Regions from separate parts of the Homo sapiens genome. Here region 2 is linked to region 1. Evidence: chromatin loops called from intact Hi-C (ENCODE). Cell type or tissue: dorsolateral prefrontal cortex. All regions are shown on one strand. Region 1 has its middle 13 kb from the start of SPATA12. Region 2 has its middle 56 kb from the start of ARHGEF3-AS1.

The links. Peaks named below come from ENCODE experiments on the same cell type or tissue, not always from the same donor. Only the 100,000 strongest peaks of a DNase experiment are listed, where the experiment ranks them.
Region 2: it touches region 1 in a loop (2.6-fold over the local background); 3 of 110 quality-filtered maps call a loop at or near these places.

Annotation. Positions count from the first base shown.
Region 1 is chr3:57,046,786-57,049,285 of GRCh38, forward strand. It overlaps a transcript of ARHGEF3 not described here. Among named protein-coding and RNA genes, the nearest start is that of SPATA12, 13 kb to the right of the region's middle. In dorsolateral prefrontal cortex, no CTCF peak of the experiment used is centred here; a DNase peak (open chromatin) is centred at 1,479; H3K4me3 peaks cover 532 bases; H3K27ac peaks cover 401 bases.
Region 2 is chr3:56,994,346-56,996,845 of GRCh38, forward strand. It overlaps a transcript of ARHGEF3 not described here. Among named protein-coding and RNA genes, the nearest start is that of ARHGEF3-AS1, 56 kb to the left of the region's middle. In dorsolateral prefrontal cortex, CTCF peaks have their summits at 1,252 (motif pointing right) and 1,453; no DNase peak of the experiment used is centred here.

The sequences.
Region 1 (2,500 bases):
GTACAGGGAGTCCAGCAGATTCACCACCCCCAATCTCCTGTATCCTTCAGAATATACACTCATTAAGTGGAACAGTGAGATTAAACTGCTGTTTTTCTCTTTTTTTCCTAAGAGATTCTAGTTTCGTTTACATGAACTAAATGCAAGAGAAATGTGATTCCATAATACCATAATTACACAATGACAAGATTTTACATAAGCTATTAAAACATCTATATTGCAAAAACATTTACAACAGAGAAAGCCAATGGAGGCCTGGGGTTCCAAAATTAGACTACTGGGACCTGGTGTGGTGGCTAACGCCTGTAATCCCAGCACTTTGGGAGCCAAGGTGGGCAGATCACCTGAGGTCAGGAGTTCAAGCCCAATCTGGCCAACATGGTGAAACCCCGTCTCCACTAAAACTACAAAAATTAGCTGGGCGTGGTAGCATGAGCCTGGAATCCCAGCTACTCAGGAGGCTGAGGCAGGGGAATCACTTGAACCGGGAGGTGGAGGCTGCAGTGAGCCGAGATTTTGCCACTGCACTTCAGCCTGGGTGACAGAATAAGTAAGACTCCGTCTCAAACAGAAACAAAAACAAAAACAAACAAAAAAAAAACTTCGTCTCAAAAACAACAACAACAACAAAGTGAAACTATTGGGACTTAAATTCATTCGACCTCTGCTACTTAGCAGCTATAAGATCTTGGAAAGGACTGCTCTATGCCTCAGTTTCCCCAACTAGAAAGCAGGGGTCGTAATGGTGTCCATCTCATGGGACTATTATGGAGATCCAATGAAGCAGTGTAAGCAAAGAGCCCAGCACAGTGCCATGCAAAGGTCAGTGTCCTTTCCTCCTTTATAAAAACAAACCAAAAAAGATGGGAAAGCAGAGGGTCTCTTGGAGAAGTTAAAAAGCCTTTTGGAGATCCCCCAGTGAGCAAGTTTCAGAGTCAGCGTTGTATTCAATGCTGTCGATTTTGGGAGCTGGATGTAAGAGAGGAGACCTCTGTTGGAATGAAGTGAACCCAGGGCAGCTGGGTTAAAGGAGCAGGAGATAGAATCTGAAGCCTTCCGGAGCTGGGATGCTTGAGCAAACAGGAGGGTGAGAAGAAGTGGGGGAAAGATACATCCAGACATTACTAAAATACCCATGAGGAACAATTACAGACCCACCCAGAAGGCAAGATTGTACAGGCATGTGGATCTCCAGAGGCAGTAAAGCTCAGCCACAGTCACAGAGAAAGTGACCTGACTGATAGTAACCCTTGGATGAGCCTTCACGCACTTCAGCCCCTTCCTGCTGGCCCAGACACGCGCTGGCCTTCAGAGGATCCAGGTCTTCCCTCCCACTCCATCCAGCACCACCACCACCCCGCCCTAACTCCATACACCAAGATCTGGATCTGCTTTGCAAGATCCCTCCAGGATTCCAGACCACAATCCTCTTGTCCAAGAGACACACACCCACAGTGCACATGAGAAATGACAATGAGGAATGAGCATTATGGAGCTCAGCCAGTCAAGTCACATGTCCACCATCAATTTCCATTCTGCCAGCTGCTGAACCTTCACTGACTGCTTGGGTGGAGGAGAATTAACTGGGGAGGCACTTCTTCCAGCACGATGAGACCTCTATTACCCAACAGATTTGCACATCAAGAGCAAGACTACAACTTCTACAAAAGCCATCTGGAAATGTGCAGGGAGATCGGGTGAAGGAGGACCCCTCCATTTGGTTATAATCATTCTTCTGTGTCCAAGGAGAGGCAGACAATGGAAATAGACAGATGCTTCCGGAGGCAAAGCCTGGCACTTGAGCTCTGTGTGCTCTCGGGGTAGGAGCAGCTGTGCCCCACGCCCCCCTCCTCCTTAAGGCTGGCTGGGAGAATGAGACCACAAACCAAAGCGAATTGGGGACACAGGCCCCCAAACTGTTAGAATTTCAGCTATCATAAACCTACTTGACCTTGTGTAATTACTGGTGGCAGCAGAGACACACAAGTTCAGAACCCAGACATTTTAACTCCTGCTAATTGCAGGAGGGGAACAGCCATTGCCACTACCCAGAAACCCCACCTGGTGACCTGGCACCAAGAAAACCAACTTCACCCAGCATGGCAGGACATGCCAGGGCCTGTGGCTGAGGACGAGGATGTCAGAGCTAGGAGGACACACAGCGTTAAGAGCCTACAGGTGTTCTGACATGGCTGGGTAGAATCATCCAAGCAGAGAATCATGCTCTGCTCAGCTCAGACCTTCTGAAACAGACTTGCCAAGGCTGGGTCTGGGAATCTGAACTTTAAAGATCCCTCCCAGGAGCCGGGCACGGTGGCTTATGCCTGTAATCCCAGCACTTTGGGAAGCTGAGGCAGGAGGATCACTTCAGGCCAGAAGTTCGAGACCAGCCTGAGCAACATAGTGAGACCCCATCTCTACAAAAACTAAAAAATTAGCCAGGTATGGTGATGCATGCCTGTAGTCTCAGCTACTCAGGAGGCTGAAGTGGGAGGACTGC
Region 2 (2,500 bases), 52 kb before region 1:
ATGTGCATCAGGCACTGTGTTGGGCACTGACCTGAATCATCCTGAGCATTAAAATATAACTTACGGAGAATTTAAGTCTCTTTTTTCAATCTGTTTGGATTTTTCAAAAGAGACTACTTTGTGGATAACATGACTATTTTTCTAAAATTATTCGCCAGAAAGGGAAAAGAGTTTCAACAGCCCTCTTGGAAAAGGGATTTCCCTTTTCCCTCTTGGAAAAGGAGTTTCCACCACCCTCGCTGAAGAGTTCATATTTTTCCATTACCATATGCCTTAATTGTCTCAAGATACTAGCAACGGTATGGATGGGTAATCTTTTCATATTTTTCTCATTAAACCTGTAACAAAACACAGTATAACTTAAAAACTTCCCACACTCCCCCGAATCCAGGACAATAGAAGAAAATACAAGATGCGGCAGGAATGATGACTGACTGATATGGTTTGGATCTGTGTCTCTGAATCTCATGTGAAACTGTGATCCCCATGTGTCAGGGGAAGGGCCTGGTGAGAGGTGACTGGACCTGGTGGTGGATTTCCCCCTTGCTGTTCTTGTGACAGTGAGTGAGTTCTCTCAGGATCTGATGGTTTAAAAGTGTGGCACGTCCCCCCTCACTCTCATTCTCTCCTGACCCCATGTAAGATGTGCCATGCCTCCTCTTTGCCTTCTGCCATGATTCTAAGTTTCCTGAGGCCTCAGGAGACTGGGCCTCAGTTCTCCTCTGGGGAACTGTTCATCAATTAAATCTCTTTTCTTTATAAATTACCCAGTCTCAGGTAGTTCTTTAATAGCAGTGTGAAAATGGACTAATACAATGGCTGGGGCACAGAGCACCAATTTTCAACTCTTTGTAAAGCAATTTATGCTCAAGGATCATAATTTTCCTCTGTGCTATGAGCTGAGGCCGGCGTCTGGGGGGTGGAGTTCAGTGAAGAGGCATCTTGTCCTTCTCAGGAATTAGGACTTTGACAACTGTCCTTTACCAAGCTCGTCCTCTGATGACTCTGATTTGTTGTATCAAAGAGTAATGTGAAATGCTAAAAAAAAGATATAAAATCTTCCAGACAGAATTCATTTTAACTTTGTTTATATGCCTTGCTGCTTCTTTAGGAATGGACTGAATGGCCATGATAAGATCAGGCAGTGAGGATCTTTGTGGCACCCAGCAAACAGGAGACATGCAATCATCATTTTTTCAATCAATCCCAAAGTGACTGGACTCAAAGAGGTATTCAAAAGTCTGACACTAGGGGGCAAAAGAGAGTAAATTTTCCGAGAGAGAGAGAGAGAGAGAGAGAGAGAGAGAGAGAGAGAGAGAGAGAGAGAATTTTTTTTAACCTGGTCTCAATTTGAGACCCCAGTAGAGAGAAACCTAAAAAATGTAAGTTGAATAGAGAGGAAACTAAAAAATATAAGTTGAAGCTAAAATTGGACATTTGAAGATTTTCTGGCAAAATTTTGATGACAAATTCAAGGCTGCCCTAAAAGTCTGAGGACTCCTTTAGTCTAGTTAGTGAGAACCTCTGTTTAAAATGGAAATAGGCTACCAGGACCGGATAACATATTAATTCCCATCAACCATTAACTCCCACCTGTGATGAGAAGTAATTCATCAGCTGAGTTATCAAAGAGCAAGGCCCTGGGGGATTGGAACACAAGGTTGGGAGCTTTCAATTGAAAGAAGGAAAAAAACACAGGTGACAGTGCCCTCCAAGCACAGCCCCCATGAGATTGCCTTTAATCCCCATCATCATCCCTTATTCTCATTTTGTAGACCTAGAGACTGGGACTCACCAACTGAAACACAGTCTTAATGACTGGCATCACCATCTGCCCCCATTTCCACTGTGGAACCCAGGGGGTCTGCTGAGCCACCCTCCCTCATTTCTGCATCCACTCTGCTTCAAACCCCCTCCTCTCCTGTCTATTCCCTATCTTAGCTCTCCCTGCACACTGCAAACGAGAAGCTTCTAAATCTCAAATATAGTTATTCCTTCCTCATCCCATTTCAAACCCTTGAAATTGCTATGGTCTGAATGTTTGTGTCTCACCAAAATTCATGGGTTGAAACCTAATCCCCCATGTGATGGTATGAGGAGGTAGGGCCTCTGGAAGGTGATTAAATGAATGGGATTAGTGCATTAATAAAAGGCCCCAGAGAGCTTCTTTCCTTTCCATCTCATGAGGACACAGTGAGAAGGCACCATCTATGAACGAGGAAATGGGCCCTCACAAGATGCTGAATCTGCTGGCACCTTGACCTTGGACTTCTCAGCCTCCAGAACTGTGAGAAATCAATAAATTTCTGTTGTTTATAAGCCACTCTCTTTATGATGTATTGCTACAGCAGCTCAAATGGACTAAGACAGCAAGGCCCCGTATCTCTTACAGAATAAAATCCAAGATAAAAAAGCACAGCTATGCAGACCCTATAGCCCAAGCTTGTGCAACCTGTGGCCCGCAGGCGGGCCCAGTACAGCTTTGAACGTGGCCCAACAC